2 separate regions of the Homo sapiens genome follow, and region 2 is linked to region 1. A link is an interaction called in ENCODE POLR2A ChIA-PET data of the cell type or tissue named here. Cell type or tissue: endothelial cell of umbilical vein. All regions are shown on one strand.

Region 1 (5,000 bases):
CTTCTTACTTGGAATACCTCGTGTTCATCCACACTGAATGTCAACTACGAGGAGGGAGCCGTTCTAGGTGCAGGCACTGCAGGAGAAGGCATACGTGCCCTTTCAGGCTTGCACTGAGACTCAATAGAGCAGAGTAGGTTTTTTGGACTCTGAAGCCAAGAGTTTAAATGCCAGCCCCACCTGGCACTCTATACACAGTGGGTACTTAACTCCTTGGTGCTACAGTCTTCCCATGTTGAAATTGGGGATAATTATAGTACCTTACCTGAAAGGGCTGTGAGAGGAAATAAAGGCATTAATACAAATAAAACACTTAGAATAGCACTCAGTATATAGTTAGTGCTCGGGAAGTATTAGCTATTACCAAAAGAAATACATTGAAAAGAGATAAACAATAAACACGTGCAAAATTATTTCAAATGGTATTAGTGATATAAGAAAAAAATAAGGCAGTGGAATCAAGAGAGTTGCAGTAGGCACTCCATTAGTATTAAATCAACATTTTACAAGAACATGTGTTACTTCTGATTAAGAATAAAAAGTGGCAAAGTATGATAAAGGTTGTTCTCCTGTTTTTTAGAGACAGGGTCTCTCCATCTGTCACCCTCAAACTCCTGGCCTCCACAGATCCTCCTACCTCAGCCTCTTGAGTAGCTCCTACTACAGGTGCATGCCACTGCACCTGGCTCATTACTTATTTTTTGTAGAGATGGGGGGTTCTACTATGTTGACAGGCTGGTATCAAACTCCTGGCCTCAAGTGATCCTCCTGCCTTGACCTCCCAAAGTGCTGGGATTACAGGCATTGAGTCATCAGGCATTGAGTCATCAATCCCAGCCAAAAGTTGTCCTTTTTAGTAAGTTAAAAGCCTGTGCCATCCCTCAAAAAACCTGTGGCCTAACGACTTCTTGAAACTCAGTCCTGTCCCTAATTTTTGCCATAAATGTAGGGTTCATTTAAAGATGACTTTTCCCAAAACTATACATGTGAAATTCAGTTTTCAAATCTTAAATTCTGACATGAGAATGAGAAACAAAAAAGACCCAGATGAACTCCCAGGTAATCCAATCTCACAATCATGGTTTAAAAAAAAAAAGGACTTGAATACATTCACTCAAGTATGTTTGAGCAGCTACAATATTCTAGGCACAATGGACAGAGATAAAGACAGTGACCTGAAACTCAGTCTACTGAGAAGAGAACAGTATGGGGTGGTGTCAGAGAAAGAAAAACACAGGATGCAAACCTCAATTCAGATTGCAGTCAACTGACAGAACACTTCCTAGGGGAAGTGACAGCTCAAGAGGTCTTTGAAGGATGAGTAAAAGTGACCACACAAAAGAGGCACATCAGAAGCAGCAGCATCAACACACGTGCACTAGTGTGGAGGTGAGCTCTCAAGAGCTGGGAACTGGAAGTGCTGACAACTCAGGGTTGGGGAGGACCGATAAGGCAAAGAGGGAGTGACAGGAAGCAAGGCTGGAGGGACTAAGCCTCCTGTGGCTTAGCTGGGAGAACAGGATGACAGCAAGACTGAAGGCAAAGAAGAGCTATTGAAGAATGTACCCGACGGACAGGCAACATCGGAGTTGCATTTTTAAAAGATCACTCCAGCAGCAATGTGGAAAATGTTTTGGAGGTGGTCCAGATTGGCAGCTGGGAAATCAGTCAGTGGAGAGTTACCCAGGCAAGAAATATGGATGTGGATTGGGAGGAGAAATTATTTCAAGAGAAATTCAGAAAGCAAGATTGACTGCACCAGGAGACAGGATGGATGTGGGAGAATGTGGAAGTGCAGGAGTGACAGAGATGACTGTAAGGTTTCTGTCTTGTACATCTGTGTGGAGAGAAAATACAGGTAGAGCAGCAGGTCTGTGGCTAGGAACAGGAGGCAGGTATTGTTAGGGGTCTCATTCTGGATAATCATTGGTGAAGAACATGATGTGGAAATGCCCAGTGACAGCTGAATAAATGAGAAAGAAGCCCAGGAAAGGACTCAAGGCAGGAAATACCCAATCTGCGAAGCACTGACAAATGGAGAATACAGAACATGGAGGGGGAAAAAACAGGGAATCAAGAAGGGGATTCTGAGGCATGACACAGCCATAGGCAGAAAAGGGCCCAGAGATGACTGAGAAGAATGGTGAGAGTGAAGAAAGCCAACCAGCCAAGAGCAGTGAAACCAAGAAAAGTTTCCCAGAGGACAAGGGCACTGTCAAGTGTTACAGAAAAGTCAAGGTAAAGAATCTACAGCTCCAACGGGATTTAGAGACTAGGTGATTACTGGTGACTTTAGCAAGAAAAGCTTTAGCATAGTCATTAACACTTTCTGACTCCTCTCCACCTGCGACAACACTTTATGACTGTAGCATTTACTTGGTATTTAGCATACTTTCAACAATCAGACTGAAGCCCTCCCTGTGCACGAGACTGGGGACACAAGAGGGATAACTGACACTGCAGGATCCTGGAATCTAGAGGTGTAAACAGCTAACCATGACACAAGAGAATGACTGCTACAGGAAACCAGTAAAGGGAGTACTACTTAATTCAGTTTGGCAGACGCTTAAAAACACCAACCATGACACTGGGCACTGGGTTAGCACAGATGAGTCAGACCTAAACATACAAGCTCCCTGAGGTCAGGGCCTTTCTCTAATGCACTGCTGTGTTCCCAGCACCTCACAAGTGTCTGACACACTATAAGTAATCAACACATATTTACTGAATGAATGGCTGAATGAACGAAGACATGGACCTTTTCTTTCAGGAGCAGGAAGGGGTGGAAGCTTCAAAAACTGCAATTTGTGACCTGGATTAAAGAAGTAGTACAGGCCAGGCGCGGTGGCTCACGCCTGTAATCCCCAGCACTTTGGGAGGCTGATTGGGGGTGGATCACCTGAGGTCAGGAGTTTGAGAACAGCCTAGCCAACATGGTGAAACCCCATCTCTACTAAAAATACAAAAATTAGCTGGGTGTGGTGGTGGGCGCCTGTAATCCCAGCTACTCGGGAGGCTTAGGCACAAGAACTGCTTGAACCTAGGAGGCGGAGGATGCAGTGAGCCGAGATCGTGCCATTGCACTCCAGCCTGGGTGACAAGAGCAAAACTCCATCTCAAAAAAAAAAAGCAGCAGCAGCAGCAGTAGGATTTTGCTAGGATCATGGAGATTTTTATATTCATTTTATATATATATATATATATATACACACACACACACATACGTGTGCACACACAAATATATATCTCCTGTACAAGGCTAAGTTACTAGAGTCACACAGATATTGGTCAAACACTACCTTGCCTCTAGCAGGTTATCAAGAAACAGTTGATAGGAGAGGTAGCAATGGGAGGGCTTTCTGTGGTGCTGGGAATAATCTATGTTCACCATATGATAATTCATTGAACCGTGCTTTTAGAATTTATACATTTTGCTAGGTGTTCTATTAGTAATTAAAAGGTTTTTTTAAAAAGATGCTAATAAACTGTTTTTTCTCCCCCTAACTACCTACTACAAAACAAGAGACCTTAACTCCTTTAGGAAAAAGGCACAACTTAACTACAGGAAAGGATCGCTAAGGCCTACAGAAAGCTGGTAAGACAAGAATAAGAAACTTCAAAGGTCGACCCAGGAAGAGGGTGCCCAATATCTGACTAGCTATGGGTCTTATCAGCAAAGAAGTAATAACTCACATTAGTCAGTGGGACTTAAACTATAAAGGCTCCTTATCACTATCAATGCCTCCATTCCTGGACCCTGTCAGGCACAGATGCCAGGGAGCAGTGCTGGCTAGAACTGGACGGCAAGACTGACCAAAGATACACTGGAGGGACAAGTTCAAGGGATCGATTGCACCACATGCTGACTATGGTCAATGGCAATGTATTGTATACTTGAAAATTGCCAAGAGAGTAGATTTCAATTGTTCTCACCACAAAAAAATGACTAAGTGAGGTAACAGATATGCTAATTAGCCTGATTTAACCATTCCACAATGTATACATACATTAAAACATTAATGGGCACACCATAAATATATTTTCATTTGTCAATTAAAATCAATGAATAACTATTTAAAAACATTTTTAAAGGCTGACCAGGCCGGGCACAGTGGCTCACGCCTGTACTCCCAGCACTTTGGGAGGCCAATGCCGGGGGATAACTTGAGGTCGGGAATTCAAGACCAGCCTGGCCAACATGGTGAAACCCCGCCTCTACTAAAAATACAACAAGTAGCCGGGCATGGTGGCACACGCCTGTAGTCCCAGCTACTTGGGAGGCTGAGGCAGGAGAATTGCTTGAACCCGGCAGAGGCTGCAGTGGGCCGAGATCGCGCCACACTCCAGCCTGGGCAGCACAGCAGGACTCTGTCTGGGGCGGGGGCCGGGGTGGGGGAAGGCTGGCCAACCAGCCTGTTCTGACAGCACATCTGCACAGAACATGAATCACGGTACCGGCAAGTGACCGGCCCACTGCAGAAGCATTGCTATGTATATACCTCTGCATACATTTTATCGTTTAACCCTAACACCTCTCCAAACCAGACATCATCTCCTTTTCACAGATGTAGGAATAGGTTCAGAAGAAACAGATTAAAAGTGGCCAAATAGGGATGTTAACACAAGCCTGGCTGACTCCAAAACCCACGCACGTTCTCCACTCCATCAAGCTTCCTGGGCTTACCTCAACAAGGAAGCATCTTCTGAACAAACCAGGGATTCTCTATCTTAACTTGAAGTGGACACATTATAAAGCTTCAATTCTATCACACCAAAAAAACACCTTAAACTCCACCAAGACCCAGCAAGAAGAGCCTCATGGCAGGCTAGGACTGAGTTCTTCCCAGAAGACAGGTCTAAAACACAAGCTTTTCCACCTTAACAATGGATGTCTCCTGACCCCTTCCTCCAGAAATCAAATGGCCAATCTGATGCCCACTTCAGCTTCTGTCATCCCTCTGTAGTCAGACAAGGAGGGCTCGCTCAGCTTGCATTTCCTT
Region 2 (5,000 bases), 96 kb after region 1:
CAAGCGATTCTCCTGCCTCAGCTTCCTGAGTAGCTGAGATTACAGGGACTCGCCCCCACACCAAGCTAATTTTTGTATTTTTAGTAGACATGGGGTTTCACCATGTTGGCAAGGCTGGTCTTGAATTCCTGACCTCAGGTGATCTGCCTGCCTCGGCCTCCCAGAGTGCTGGTATTACAGGTGTGAGCCACCACGCCCTGCCTTCCCTTTTACTTTTAACAGTCTTCTAAGATAAGAATTCTAATCTTTATTTTACAGATGAGGACGTGAGACTCTAAGTCACTTAACTTGCTCAAGGTCTCCAAGCTAGTAAATGTTGAGCTGGGGTTTAACCCTGTCTCTCAGACTCTAAAGTCCACACTTATCACCATGCAACCCTGACTATTGATTTTAGTCAGACTCCTTACCCTGGCTCTCATGACATTCCATGCTTTGGCCCCAGCCTGTTTTTCAAACTATTTTCTTATCATTGCCTACTACGTACTCTGTTTTAACTGTATTGTTCACTGTTCCTGGGGCACTTATTCTTTCAAATGAATTTTAGAATCAATCAAGTGTCAGCTTCCTCTAAAATAATCCCTTCTGAGTTTTGTCTGAAATTTTATTAAATTTGTACATTAATTTTGAGGTATTAAATACCTTTATAATTTTTAGTATTCCCATCCAGAAACATGGTATTTCTGCCAAGTCTATTTTATATACTTTCTGTAGTTTCTTTCCAAATAAGTATAAGTAATATTTCATATTTTCTAGTTTGCTACTACTGTCTATAAGTAGCTTATCAATTTTTTTTTTTTTTTTTTTTTTTTTTGAGACAGAGCCTCACACTGTTCTCTGTTGCCCAGGCTAGAGTGCAGTGGCACGATCTTGGCTCATTGCAGCCTCTACCTCCCGGGTTCAAGTGATTCTCCTGCCTCATCCTCCCGAGTAGGTGGGATTACAGGCAGGCATCACTACGCCTGGCTTATTTTTGTATTTTTAGTAGAGATGGGGTTTCACCATGTTGGCCAGGCTAGTCTTGAGCTCCTGACCTCAAGTGATCCACCTGCCTCAGCCTCCCAAAATGCTGGGATTACAGGCGTGAGCCACCATGCCCAGCAGGTTATCAATTTTTGTGATTTTATTTTCTAATTGGACATCTTCCTGAACTCTCCTAGCTTTTAATTTGATTCTCTAGTTTTCTAGATAGATAATCATATGATCAGACAAATAATATTGTCATCTTTTCCAAATTCTCTTTTCCCTCCATCCCTTCCTTTCTCTCCATCACTGTTCTCTAGTTCTATTGTGCAATGAATTAGAACAACCAGAAGAGGGTTAAATACTCAAAGGTAAAATACCAACGATACTGCAGTAAAGATGGGAACAAGATGAAGAGAATGCCCATATCACTGCTATGATATTTATGAAATTTTTAAAGAATGGAGGTTTTCAAAGCTATATGCAAGCATATGTGATATGTTATCCTTAATAGAGTTAATAATATAATAAGCACTTATCAAATATTTGGTGATTAAGTTATTAGACCTTGGACCAGTATTGAAATGCCAGATTATTTTTGCAGTTCATCAATATAAAATACTAGATGCTGTGTGTGTGTGTGTGTGTGTGTGTGTGTGTGTGTGATATAGGTCTTCCAAGCTATAGAAGTCAAAGAAGTCAAGTAGAGTATCTTCAAGGAGGAAAATTATATGAAAGCTTCATTATAATCAGGTTTCTTATAAAAGGATATGTTGGCAGGAAAGAAGGCTATTTTTTTTTTTTTTTTTTGAGATGGAGTCTAGCTCTGTCGCCCAGGCTGGAGTGCAGTGGCACAATCTCGGCTCACTACGACCTCCGCCTCCTGCATTCAAGCAATTCTTCTGCCTCAGCCTCCCAAGTAGCTGGGACTACAGGCATGCACCACCATGCCTGGCTAATTTTCTTATCATTGCCTACTACCTACTCTGTTTTGTATTGTTAGTACAGAGGGGGTTCCACCATATTGGCCAGGCTGGTCTCAAACTCCTGACCTCGTGATCCACCCGCCTCAGCCTCCCAAAGTGCTGGGATTACAGGCGTGAGCCACCGCTCCTGGCCTTCTTTTTTTGTTTTTATGTATATTATTTTCAGCAACTTTCTTATTCAGAACACTGGCAAACAATAGCTTTTTATTTGCTTGTTTTGTTTTCCCAAACTAGTGGAGGTTCGCATAATATATTTTACCAATATTAGTGCTGTATTCATGTTTTTGTTCTGGTCTTTGTACCCTGTACATTTAAAAAAAATATTGTGTCTTAGATTGTCAGCACCTAGAAGTTAAAGGCTGTACATCTATTTTTATAAACTGGCATATGAAATTAAAAGTCTAATACATGTTTTGATTATATTGGACAAAAGTTATTCAGTCTTTAACATAATTTCTCCAAGTTTAACTTTGATCATCTGTTTTTGAGACCAGATCTTGCTCTGTCACCCAGGCTGGAGTGCAGTGGTGTGATCACTATTCACTGCAGCCTCAACCTGCTGGGCTCAAGTGATCCCCCTACCTTAGCCTCCTGAGTAGCTGGGACTACAGACATGCACCATGACACGTGGCTAATTTTTTTTTTTTTTTTTTTTTTTGGTAGAGATAGGGTTTCGCCATGTTGCCCGGGCTGGTCTCGAACTCATGGCTTCAAGTGATCCTCCTGCCTCGGCCTCTCAAAGTGCTGGGATTATGAGACATGAGCCACCACGCCTGGCCAAGACTATAAGGGATACTAAAAGATTATGTAAGCCAAGAGTGGTGGCTCATTCCTATAATCCCAGCAATTTGGGAGGCTGAGGCAGGAGGATCACTTGAAGCCAGGAGTTTGAGACCAGCCTGAGCAACATAGGAAGACCACAGCTCTACAAAAAAAAAAAAAAAATTAGCCAGACATGGTGCTATACCTCTGTAATCTCACCTTCCTGGGAGGCTGAGGCAGGAGGATTCTTTGAGCCCAGGAGGTCAAGGCTGCAGTGAGCCATGATTGCACCACTGCATTCCAGCCTGAATGACAGAGCGAGACCCTGTGTGAAGCAAACAAAAATAATATCCCTTACACTCTTAAAATTTGTTAACAGCTGGCAGATGCTTTAAGGAAAAAAATCTATGGTTAGACTAAGAAGGGAAGGACTTGAACTCCCAGACTGCCAGAAAAAGGACTAGATATAGCTACTTATTTAGTAGCTGTATCTACTTTTTGGCATCTCTTCCTGAATCATTTACATAAAGTTGAAATAACAGGATTTTAGAATTGAAATTTTTTTTTTTTTTTTTTTTTTGAGATGGAGTTTTGCTCTTGTTGCCCAGGATAGAATGCAATGGCATGATCTCGGCTCACCACAACCTCTGCCTCGCGGGTTCAAGTGATTCTCCTGCCTCAGCCTCCTGAGTAGCTGGGATTACAGGCATGCGCCACCATGCCCGGCTAATTTTGTATTTTTAGTAGACACGGGGTTTCTCCATGTTGGTCAGCTGGTCTCGAACTCCCAACCTCAGGTGATCCGCCTGCCTTGGCCTCCCAAAGTGCTGGAATTACAGGTGTGAGCCACCGTGCCCAGCCTGAAAGAGATCTTAAAAGTCATTTAACACATAACTTCTCTCCTAATACAGAAAGCTCATCACTAATGTCTCTAACAGATAATTTGTCATCCTTTATTTCCAACAATGAGGAGCTTAGTGGTTTCTGAGATAACTAGTACTTTTATTGAGTAGTTTTTAGAGTTTGAAAATAATTCGTTTTACTGGGCCAAAATATGCCTCCCTATATCTGTACTTGTGAGCAGTGATCCTGCCCTCTGGAGTCATAGAGTAAGTGCACTTAAAGAAATAATCCACCTATTGTAAATCATCTCTCTCTTTGCACCTTCCTTCTTCTCTTCCCAGTTTTTTTCTTTATTGTGCTAGACACCAATTTCTGTTCCTTATAACAAGCTTCTATTCCTGTAGGACTTTGAGAGGCTGAGGCAGGCGGATCATGAGGTCAAGAGATCGAGACCATCAAGGCCAACATCGTGAAACCCTGTCTCTACTAAAAATACAAAAATTAGCTGGGTGTGGTGGTGCACATCTGTAATCCCAGCTACTCGGGAGGCTGAGGCAGGAGAATCGCTTGAAGCAGGAGGTGGAGGTTGCAGTGAGCTGAGACGGCGACACTGCACTCTGGCCTGAGTGACAGAGCGAGACTCCATCTCAAAAAAAAAAAAAAGGAATTATCAGAAGATTTTTCAGATTTGTTGCTGGTTTAAAGTCTCATGCATGTTCAACTTCATATAATTAAATAACTTATATATAAAGATATAAAAGATTTTATATCGCTTGAACCCGGGAGGCGAAGGTTGCAATGAGCCGAGATTGTGCCACTGCACTCCAGCCTGACCGACACGGCAAGACTCCGTCTCAAAAAAAATAAATATTAAACATTTCTCATTTTTAATTTCTAATACAGTAAATATTAATAACTATAAGCTACAGAAACACAAAGTTTTTAGGGTCCTAAATAATTTGTCAGTATATAAAGGGGTCTTGATACCAAAAGAATTGAGAATGACTAATTTAGGAAAAGATTGATGAGAATAATCTAGGCTCTTCTTTACATCACCGTACATCAGGTTCATGTGTATTTTTAGCATGTCACCCTCTCTTTGTTTTTCAGAGATCAGAGACTTAAAGCTCTATTTCTGTCCCAGATTCTTCTTTGGAAGTAAGAAAGTTGTCAGTCTTCCAAAGATAACAATTCTTTTTTTTTTTTTTTCTTTTAGATTTGATGGTAGAGTGGTGGCAAAGCTTCCTTTTACCCCTCTTTCTTACATCCAAGGACTGTCTCATCGAAATCTGCTGGGAGATGACACCACAGACTGTTCCTTCATTTTCCTGTATATTCTCTGTACTATGTCGATTCGACAGGTGAGTGATCACATCTACCATTTAATATGTATATTTTTCCTTGCTGTCATACCAATTAGCTTTTACTTTTATAATACTAGAAATGTTT

The links. Peaks named below come from ENCODE experiments on the same cell type or tissue, not always from the same donor. Only the 100,000 strongest peaks of a DNase experiment are listed, where the experiment ranks them.
Region 2: POLR2A ChIA-PET joins it to region 1 with 5 read pairs; 4 of 35 experiments call an interaction of 5 or more read pairs at or near these places.

Annotation. Positions count from the first base shown.
Region 1 is chr1:165,839,319-165,844,318 of GRCh38, reverse strand. The region is part of intron 1 of UCK2 (uridine-cytidine kinase 2); the gene reads right to left. Among named protein-coding and RNA genes, the nearest start is that of UCK2, 14 kb to the right of the region's middle. RefSeq lists a silencer at 1,264-1,450. In endothelial cell of umbilical vein, no CTCF peak of the experiment used is centred here; a DNase peak (open chromatin) is centred at 2,568.
Region 2 is chr1:165,743,079-165,748,078 of GRCh38, reverse strand. TMCO1 (transmembrane and coiled-coil domains 1) reads left to right here. Exons shown (of 7, transcript NM_019026.6): 6 at 4,768-4,912. Among named protein-coding and RNA genes, the nearest start is that of TMCO1, 23 kb to the left of the region's middle. In endothelial cell of umbilical vein, no CTCF peak of the experiment used is centred here; no DNase peak of the experiment used is centred here.